2 separate regions of the Homo sapiens genome follow, and region 2 is linked to region 1. Evidence: read pairs that join two places in POLR2A ChIA-PET (ENCODE). Cell type or tissue: endothelial cell of umbilical vein. All regions are shown on one strand. Links, peaks and the distances in the headings refer to the core of each region. The heading gives the core; the rest is flanking DNA.

Region 1 (5,382 bases), core at 318-5,317:
CGCTTTCAGTCCTTGCTTTCAAATCTTTTGGACATGTACCTAGGAGTAGAATTGCTGGGTCATATCTGACTTGGTAACTGTTTGTAAACTGAGTTAGTGTGGGGAAACACACAGAATGTGTTCACTGGGACCTCACTAGTACATTTGTATTGCAAATAATATGTCACAGTTTTAGGGTGAGTTGAGATTAAAAACAAGATTATATCTGGGTTAGTTTCAAATCTCCTTTACCATGTATTAAATACATTGTGAATTCTAATCATGGATTAAAATTATATAATACTGATATGGTTTGGTTCTGTGTCCCTACCCAATCTCATGTTGAATTGTACTCTCATAATTCCCATGTGTTGGGAGAGGGACCTGGTGGGAGATAATTGAATCATGGGGGCGGTTTCTCCCATGCTGTTCTCATAGTAGTGAATAAACCTTACGAGACCTGATGGTTTTATAAGGAGCAACACCTTTCATTTGGTTCTCATTTTCTCTCTTGCCACCGGTATGTAAGAAGTGCCTTTCACCTTCTGCCATGATTGTGAGGCTTCGCTAGCTACGTGGAACTGTAAGTCCATTAAACCTTTTTCTTTTGTAAATTGCCTAGTCTTGGGTATGTCTTTATTAGCAGTGTGAAAACAAACTAATACACATATATACATAATATTTTACATATTTATGGGATAAATGTGATATTTTGTTACATATATAGAGTGTGTAATGATCAAGGCAGGGTATTTGGGGTATTCATCACCCTGATTATCATTTCTATGTGTTAGGAAAATTTCAAGTTCTGTCTTCTAATTACTTTGAAATATACAATATGTTGTTGCTAATTATAGCCACCCCACTCTGCTGTTGAACATTAGAACTCAGCATCAGTGAATTTTTGAACAGATCTTCACCAAGGTTATGGATCACTGTGGATGCAACCTTGAGAACTGACCTCAGGGAGGCAAGGATGGGTGCAGGATAGGAGGCTCTCCTGATAGGAGGCTGCTCCAATAATCCAAGTAAGACTTGATGTGCTTCATTGCCATAGGGTTGTGTTACTGGAAAGGGGTCCCAATCCATACCCCAAGAGAGAGTTCTTGAATCTCATGCAAGAAAGAATTTGGGGCAAGCCCACAGATTAAAGTGAAAGCAAGTTTATTAGGAAAGTAAAGGAATAAAGTAAAGCAAGTTTATTAGGAAAGTAAAGGAATAAAGAATGGCTACTCCATAGGCAGAGCAGTGGCTTAGGCTGCTCAACTGAGTATACTTATAGTTATTTCTTGATTATACGCTAAACAAGGGGTGGATTATTCACGAGGTTTCTGGGGAAGGGTTGGGTAATTCCGGAACTGAGGGTTTCTTCCCTTTTTAGACCATATAGGGTAAATTCCTGATGTTGGTATGGCATTTATAAGCTGTCATCGTGCTGATGGAAGTGTCTTTTAACATGCTAATTCATTGTAACTAGCATATAATGAGCAGTGAGGATGACCAGAGGTCACTTTCATCACCATCTTGTTTTTATTGGGTTTTGGCCCGTTTCTTTACTGCCTCCTGTTTCATCAGTAGGGTCTTTGTGACCTGTAAGTTGTACCAATTTCCTATCTTATCCTGTGACTAAGAATGCCTGACCTCCTGGGAATGCAGCCCAGTAGGTCTCAGCCTTATTTTACCCAGCCCTTATTCAAGATGGAATCGCTATGGCTCAAACACCTCAGTTTTTATCCGTTGTAGTGGCGATAAATATTGCAATCTGGACATATCTGTGAAGGTGAAGCCACCAGGATTTACTGCTGACTGAGAAAACAAAAAGCAAAAAGTTTATGAAAAAAGTGAACATAGAAAATGTTTATTTTTGAAATGAACAAAAAATACTCTCTGAAATATCCCAAGAAGCCACAAAGAGCATTAGCTTTTGACCATTGGCTCTGATGTTCCCTGTCTTCTTTATGATGAGAATTCTCACCACCATTTTTGGCCATGGCCACTGGTGTTGCAGACTCAGCCCTTCCTCTCCTCTGGGCTGCATTGGCATGATTTTGTCTTACCAGCAGGTAAAGCCTGAAACCACCTTTTTCAGTGGGCCTAGAAACTTCCACTTTGTCTCTGAAGATGAAAGCCATGTGCTGCTTCTCAACTGAGAGCCTCTCTGTGATGTTAGAGATGTTTTGCAGCAATGGCATTCTCTGGACATGCACAATACCACTAAGAAGACCAAGTTCTGCCCCTTGTCCTTTGGTGGCTCTCCTGAACTACTCTGCTAGCATCAGAGCCTCCAAAATTTTAGTAAGTGTTTCAGTGTTTTAAATTGTGTTATTCTGCAATGAGTATGTCTTTCCAAAAAGGATTTGACCTACACCTTCAAGCCTGTGATGGTGAAAGCATTGATGCATCTGCTTTTCCCATCTGCGGTCTTGGTACCTGGGCTTTATTTAGGGGTTATCCTTGAGAATCAAGAAATAGCCTTGAAGTCCTTCAAATAAATGAAAAACAGATTGGGGTTGGGGGTGTCCCTTGCATGTGACAGGCATTTTAGGGCATGTAGCTATAATTAATCTTGCTTTCAGACTCCTGAAAGTGAAGCTTAGTAAACAGCGTGAATCACAGAATACTCTCGTTGGTCAGCCCCCTTTCAAGGGTGTTAAATGTCTGGCTTGGCACTTTGTTTTATTTAACTAACTTTTCAGCCCGTTTTAACACGTGGAACCTCCTGAAACCTGAGCCAGAGAGCCTACAGATCTAGCTCCATTTCGTTCTGGTCTGTCACTTTAGTGTTAGCATTTTCCTCACTCTTGTTTCCAGTTTGAGTTATGAAACCATTTCAGTTCAGTTTTAATAACCTCCCTGGCATGGCAAGTGCTGCAAGAACTGCCAAACTTAATGCGTTGACTCCCTGTGAGGAGGGCAGCAGGGACAGGGAGGTAGACTTTCTATAAACGCATCCGTTTTCCATTACAGCCCTTTCTGACTTGATAGCAGGCTGCCAGGTGCAGCTGGTTTCCTCTTCTACATGCAATCACTTTTGACTTTGGTTTCTGAATTTCCCTGTCTCCTGACTCATGATCCCTTAACTAAATAAACTACCTCGTGATGGACCTTCCTGCCTGAGGAGTGCATCCCAGGGCTCAGAAGCCTTGAGAGGACTGAACTGCACCCTGAAGGACAAAATTCAAGCTGGTGACTTCCACATGTGTTTTGTGAAGCCTTCATGACCACCATAGGGAAACAGCTGCACTGGTGCAGAGATAAAGCTGTCTTTGTAGAATAAAAGCAGGATTCTATCCTAAAATTGATTTACATCTGAGCTGCAGGCACGCTACTGAAGAAAGCTCTCTGAATCTACCCCCGTGAGAACTTCCCCCAGCCACTCCTATGCCACAGAACAAAGGCCAGGGTAGGAGTTCAGATCTCTATTGTTCAGCCTCATCCTTTTCTCAGAATCTGTGTTTATATAAGACACTGACACACTCATCTCATTGAATAAAAGACACAAATATTTTATTTCTTATGAAATGTTCAATAGACCATAGATTTCATGGGCTGGATTACAACATAGAGACACCCTACTTTAAGCTGATAAAATACATGAAATACCAAATTCATAGTTAAGGCAATGTACAACACAATTACTTGCTTTATAAAAAAAGTGGCCGTAAGACACTTTAAATATGTATACTCTAGTAGAGAAATAAAATACTACAATTTCTTTATTCAAATAAGTTGAACTATTCCCATTATGAAAATAGTAGAAAAATAGATCAGGAACAGAGCCAAGGAGCTGCCCAAAGCGGTATATACATTCTCATTTGGGAATGTGGACACCTCTAATTTCCTTTGGAACCTCAGCTTAATCTTATTAAATTTCCACTAAAATTCTCTAGGGGAATTCAATGATGGGGTTAAAGGGTCAAGTTTTCTCCGGGTTTTGCTACTTCTTAGTGAACACTTTGTGGCCTCTGGAAGTGGAGGGAGCAAAACCTCAGAGAGTGCAGAGTCCCTGTGTGCAGAGAGGGCAGCAGCTGGGTGTCTCATCACCTTGCAGTTCTCAACCTTATGTGGTGGGGGGTGCCCCCGGGTGACTTAGTCCTGCGGGCCAAGACTGCAGGCTGCTGCATGAATAAAATAGACCATGAGTGAAGTCTGATTCTGCAGGTGCTAGCTGAAAGCCCACCACTTTCTCCCCTGCTCAGGAAAGTGAATTAGAATGCTAGTGAACAAAAGAGCTGTTATCATAGGGATGTCCTCTTATTGGAATCTACACTCAGAGTTTTTATATATGTTACCTAAAAACTTTGGTATACTCTAACTGTTTGTAGTGATAACTTACTCGTTCCAAACTCCCTCCACTTCCTGAGATCTGCTGGTGCAACCTGTTATTGTAAGAGTATGGGATGGGGACCATGGAGGCATTTCCCTGTCCCCTCTCATCCAGAGTGAGCTAGGCAGGGGTAGCCTTCCCTCTGGACGGTTTCAGGTCCCAGCAGGCTTCCAGGGAGGATGGGAGCTGCGGGAGGGAATATGCAGGGAAGATTGTTGCAGAATCTGGAAAACTGCTCTCAGCTTTCATATTTTTTGAGCTAGATCCTCTTGCCTCAGGCTGCCCTTGTGTAGGTAGACACCCACCACTCCCACCCTACCAGGTTTTGTTTTTGTCTGTTTTTTTTTAATTTATTCTGCTGCCAATGGTCTTCAAAGCATAAGAGTTTTCATATTTCTGAAACATCACAGAACCTTCTAATTAGCAATATTTGACCACAAGGAGTTGCAGCTTCTTCTATATATCTCCAAAATAGCTAGACTTTTGCAAGTTTTTAAAACCCAAATTTTAATTTGTGGGCATATTCTTTATTTGTACTAAGTTACAATAAGCACAAATTCTTTTGTAATATTGAGAATTATTTTTAAATTGACCAAAATTATTCACTAAAGAATTATTTTCCTTAAGAAGAAAAGAAAATATTGTAGCAACAAAAAAGGGGGTCTTGAAAGATTAAAAATCTGCTGATATTCCAGCTTTACTCCTCTCCCCTCCCCTGGCTTCTGGGGCCACCTACAGAATTCAGGCTCCTTGAATGGAAACTATTCTGGAACATGGAGTGTGGGGTGGGGGGCAGGGGGCTGCTTTGGTACAGCAAAGCTATGTGTCTATTTGAACAAAGGGAAAAGAAAAATGATTTCATTGTCCATGAAGTGTCTTCAAGAAAAATAAGTCATGGGGAGGTCTGGGACAAGGGCTTCCAAACCTGGTTTTGCAGAGTCCCCTTTGGGGACAAGAAGTGGAGATGGGGAAGAGAGGAGAAGGGGGGCAAGAAAAGGTTGACTGGGGCAACTTCAGCATCCCTCTCCCGACCAGAGAAACTCCACTTTCAGGAAAACACGAATTATTTCATTTTA
Region 2 (5,382 bases), core at 73-5,072, 640 kb before region 1:
TTGAGTCTTTATAGCCATTCTCTTTCCAATGCTTTTCAGAGGTTATATGATTTGTCATATCACAAAGGATTTTTCAGAAAAATCAGCTAATTACACCTTTTTTTGCAATATGACACTAAATTTGAGACAGAATAATCTTTGCTTTAGTTCTCCCTATGTTATGTATTATAAATACATGTATCTTACAATCTACTATAAAACCATAAACTGGCTGGGCGTGGTGGCTCACACCTGTAATCCCAGCACTCTGGGAGGCTGAGGTGGGCGGATCACCCGAGGTCAGGAGGTTGAGACCAGCCTGGGCAACATGGTGAAACCCTGTCTCCAGCAAAAAATACAAAAGTTAGCTGGGCATGGTGGTGGGCGCCTGTAGTTCCCAGCTACTCAGGAGGCTGAGGCAGAGGAACCGCTTGAACCCGGGAGGCAGAGGTTGCAGTGAGCCGAGATTGTGCCACTGCACTCCAGCCTGGGTGACGAAGTGAGACTCTGTCTCAAAAAAAAAAAAACCCAAAAAAATAGGGCCCAGCGTGGTGGCTCACGCCTATAATCCCAGCACTTTGGGAGGCTGAGGCAGGTGGATCATGAGGTCAGGAGTTCAAGACCAGCCTGTCCAAGATGGTGAAACCCCGTGTCTATTAAAAATACAACAAAATTAGCCGGGCGTGGTGGCCGGTGCCTGTAATCCCAGCTACTCGGGAGGCTGAGGCAGGAGAATTGCTTGAACCTGGGCAGCAGAGATTGCAGTGAGCCGAGATTGCACCACTGCACCCCAGCCTGGGCAACAGTGAGACTCTGTCTCAAAAAAAAAAAAAAAACGCCAGGCACGGTGGCTCACCCCTGTAATCCCAGCAGTTTGGGAGGCGGGTGGATTGCCTGGGGTCAGGAGTTTGAGACCAGCTTGGCCAACATGGTGAAACCCCGTTTCTACTAAAAATACAAAAATTAGCTGGGCGTGGTGGCAGGTGCCTGTAAATCCCAGCTACTCTGGAGGCTGAGGCAGGAGAATTGCTTGAACCCGGGAGGCGGAGGTTGCAGTGAGCCAAGATCACACCATTGCACTCCAGCCTGGGTGACAAGAGTGAGACTTAGTCTCAAAAAAAAAAAAAAAAGCCATAAACTAATTAACCCTGCAAGCTCAGCTTGTCCTTTAAATACTGTTTACCTTCTAGATATAGTCCAGTCATGTATGGCTGTTGAAATTACTGTTAAAAAAGTATTCGCTTTTTTTTTTTTGAGACAGAGTATTGCTGTGTTGCCCAGGCTGGAGTGCAGTGGCGCTGTCTCGGCTAACTGCAAGCTCTGCCTCCTGGGGTCACACCATTCTCCTGCCTCAGCCTCCCAAGTAGCTGGAACTACAGGTGCCTGCCACCACGCCCAGCTAATTTTTTTGTATTTTTAGTAGAGACGGGGTTTTACTGTGTTAGCCAGGATGGTCTTGATCTCCTGACCTCGTGATCCGCCTGCCTCGGCCTCCCAAAGTGCTGGGATTACAGGCATGAGCCACCCGTGCCCGGCCAAGTATTCACTTTTTATCATAGATGGCCTACCGATTAAGTCATATGTTATTGTTGATAATGTGATATTGTTGATAATGTGATATGTGCATATATCCCTGAGTAAACTGAATGTAGAAATATGTAGTACTCTTTGGTTTTACAACTATAGAGATGAATGTATATTTAAAATAAACTTGTGGCCTGATGCAGTGGCTCACACCTGTGATCTCAGTGCTTTGCGAGGCTGAGGCAGGAGGATTGCTTGAGGCCAGCTAGTAAGACCTGGTCTCTACAAAAAAAAAAGTAGCCAGGCGTGGTGGTGCATGCCTGTAGTCTTAGCTACTTAGGAATCTGAGGCAGGAGGATTGCTTGAGCCCAGAAGTTTGAGGCTGCAGTAAGCTATAATTAGGCCACTGTAGTCCAGCCTGGACAACAGAGCAAGACCCTGTCTCTCAAAATAAGAATTAAAAATAATAAACCTGCATTGAGAAATGGTATTGCCTGTATTAGGGATCTCAAATATTTTGGTCTTAGGACACTTTTACACTCTTAAAAATTGAGAATCCTGGCCTGTAATCTCAGTGTTTTGGCAGTCTGAGGTGGGAGGATCACTTGAGCCCAGCAATTTGAGACTAGCCTAGGCAATATGGTGAGACCTCATCTCTACAAAAAAAAACTACAAAGAAAAAAAAAATTAGCTGAGTGTGATGGTGCGTGCCTGTAGTCCCAGCTACTTGGAGGTTGAGGCAGGAGGATGGCTTGAGTCCAAGAGGCAGAAGTTGCAGGGGACTGAGATTGCACTGCTGTACTCCAGCCTGGGTGAAAAAGCTGTCTCAAAAAAAAAAAAAAAAAAAAAAAGAGAATCCCAAGAACTTTATGTTTGTACTGTCGATATTTACTCTATTAGAAATTAAAACAATTTTTAAAAAATACTCACGTAAAATAACAATGATAAACCCATTACAAGTTAACAAATAATTTAGGAAAATAACTATTTTCCAAAACAAAATTAAGAGAAGCATGGCATTGCAATAGAGGCCTGTAATGAATGGCTATTTAATAGAAGACAGCTGGAGTCTTTTGTCTGCTTCTGTATTTAACCTGTTGGAATATATTATTTTGGTTGAAATAAACGAAGAAGGCTGGGTGTGGTGGCTCATGCCTGTAATTCCAGCACTTTGGGAGGTGGAGGTGGGACGATTGCCTGAGGGCTGGATTTCTAGACCTGCCTGGGCAACATAGTGAGACCCTGTCTATAAAAAAATCCACGGCCAGGCGCGGTGGCTCACGCCTGTAATCCCAGCACTTTGGGAGGCTGAGGCGGATGGATCACCTGAGGTCAGGAGTTCAAGACCAGCCTGGCCAACGTGGTGAAACCCCGTTTCTACTAAAAATACAAAAATTACCTGCGTGTGGTGGTATGTGCCTGTAGGCCCAGCTACTTGGGAGGCTGAGGCAGGAGAATCACTTGAACTCGGGAGGTGGAGGTTGCAGTGAGCCAAGATAGCACCACTGCACTCCAGCCTGGGTGACAGAGTCAGACTCCGTCTCAAAAAAAAAAAAAAAAAAAAAACAACAACAACAAAAAACACTAAAACTAAAAATTAGCAAGGCATGGTGGTGCACACCTGCAGTCTGTAGTTACTTGGGAGGATCTCACTTGAGCCCAGTATTTCAAGGCTGCAGTGAGCTATGATCATGCCAGTGCACTCCAGCTTGGGTGACAGAGTGAGACACCCCATCTCTTAAGAAAAAAAGAAAAGAAAAGGAAATACACAAAAATCTAGGCTTACACAGATATGTAGTTGGTAAAGGAAGGAATATTATTTAAATAGCCTTTTCAGGTAATTTAATCTTTTTTTTTTTTTTTTTTTTTTTCCTGAGGCAAGGTCTCTCTCTGTTGCCCAGGCTGGAGTGCAGTGGTGCTATCTCGGCTCACTGCAGCCTCTGCCTCCTGGGCTCAAGGGATTCTCATACCTCAGCCTCCCGAGTAGTTGGGACTACAGGCGCATGCCACCATGGCTGGCTAATTTTTTTGGTATTTTTTTTGTAGAGGTGGAGTTTTGCTATGTTGCCCGTACTGGTCGTGAACTCCTGAGGTCAAGCGGTCCACTCTCTGCAGCCTTCCAGAGTGTTAGGATTACAGGCGTGAGCCACTGCTCCCAGCCTGAATCTTCTTGTGATACTATACAAAAACTCAGCAAGTGCTAGTTTCTTTGTTGGAGTATGGAATCTGAAATTGTTTATGAACCTGTTGGTCTTTCGTGAACTTCAAATGGATCTTTTACCCATGCCTGATTTGTAACATGCATTAGTGACTTGAAATAGTATTCACTGTGTTTTGCAGATCTCCAAATATTGACACATTTCATTATACAGTACTCCTTTCCCCTCAGAAAATCCTCACATTCATTAATATCACTGCCCATCTCATCATAAAAGTCTTTAATTAATGGGAAGCTGTCAGGCTCATAAATATCAAATGTTTTCCAAAATTCTAATTTTTACATAAAACCCAGCCTTTTCATTAGCAAGAGATACTGTCAATTGTTTTCTTTGAAGTAGCAAGCTCATTTTTTTTCCCCAGAAAATGTCAGGTAGCTAAGTCTGAATAGCCATAGTTTATCATTTGTTCTTTCAGAAGGTAAAAATGGTGTTCCATGAAAAAAAGCAGCTGGTTTAACTTGCCGCTCTTCACTTAAGTGCTTTTTCTCCAGACAACATCTGCCGGTATGCAGAAGTGCTTTGTGCGTACTGCCTATTTTGTCACGCAATATATTAAAAAACTGTACACAGGCTCAAGACTTAATAAAATGAATAATTTTTACTGCTGCATCAAGAACATTCTTAAGTGAAACCGGTACTCCAACCCCAATTTGGGTGGTGATGAAGAATACAATTCAGCGCTTCTTACAGCTTTGCTCGATCCCTCCTAAGGCTTCAGCAGTGTCTACACACCATTGCTTTTACACCATTGGTACAAATGTTGACATGGTGCAAAAAGCAAGTAACATCTTAGTGTCATTACGAAAATAGTTTTGATCTCACAGATGCCCTGAAAGAGGGACATCCAGGTTTCTGCCCACCACATTGTGAAAATTGATGATTCTAGATAATACAAAATGGCTTCTGTTACTGTTCTGGTGGTTTAAAAACAACAAAAAACCTCATTTAGTTCTCTACCTAGAAGAGTGAATTGCAACTCTCATCTTGTGCTTTTACCTGTGATTTTAAAAATTGTAATCTTGCCTTTGAAACAAAAATATGCCAATTCATAATAAAGTCTACATGAGAGTACATGTTTGGATTTATATTTCTGTGCTTCTTTCTTTTATATAACATACCATTTCATATTTGTGGGCCCAGAGTAAAGAGCTCATTCTGTTACAGACACTGAATAGCCTTGTTTTTGTCAGTAGTCAGCTCTGTTTTAAAACAATTGCTTGGGTCCTGCTGGCTCAACTTGCAGTTGTCCTAGTCCTGAGTCTTGTCTTAGCCAAAGACTGTTGTTGGAAAGCCCACACAAAGGCCTTGTGTATAGGATGCCCTACTATTAAAGGAGCATGTTCTAGTCTCAGTGGATTAAATTTGCTTTGGTGTGCATTCCCTTACCAAATTTCTCACTACTTTGTTTGGCTGGTTATTTCAGTGAAAAATCATTTTAACGTGAAGGCAGATTTCTTCTAATTATTACATAGTCCTAGTGGTGACGGTTATTGGAGTAAAATAATTTTTTTTTTTTCTGGTAGGATGTGATGGAGCTGCTTGAAGAAGATCTCACATGCCCTATTTGTTGTAGTCTGTTTGATGATCCACGGGTTTTGCCTTGCTCCCACAACTTCTGCAAAAAATGCTTAGAAGGTATCTTAGAAGGGAGTGTGCGGAA

Evidence for each region. ChIA-PET counts read pairs that join two places held together with the same protein. Peaks named below come from ENCODE experiments on the same cell type or tissue, not always from the same donor. Only the 100,000 strongest peaks of a DNase experiment are listed, where the experiment ranks them.
Region 2: POLR2A ChIA-PET joins it to region 1 with 5 read pairs; 2 of 35 experiments call an interaction of 5 or more read pairs at or near these places.

What each region holds. Positions count from the first base shown.
Region 1 is chr13:50,648,082-50,653,463 of GRCh38, forward strand. No RefSeq gene overlaps it. Among named protein-coding and RNA genes, the nearest start is that of DLEU1-AS1, 120 kb to the left of the region's middle. In endothelial cell of umbilical vein, for the core only: no CTCF peak of the experiment used is centred there; a DNase peak (open chromatin) is centred at 3,040.
Region 2 is chr13:50,006,690-50,012,071 of GRCh38, forward strand. It overlaps TRIM13 (tripartite motif containing 13), which reads left to right. Exons shown (of 2, transcript NM_213590.3): 2 at 5,246-5,382. The coding sequence starts at 5,252. All of the region lies in intron 10 of DLEU2 (deleted in lymphocytic leukemia 2), which reads right to left. Among named protein-coding and RNA genes, the nearest start is that of KCNRG, 6.1 kb to the right of the region's middle. In endothelial cell of umbilical vein, for the core only: no CTCF peak of the experiment used is centred there; no DNase peak of the experiment used is centred there.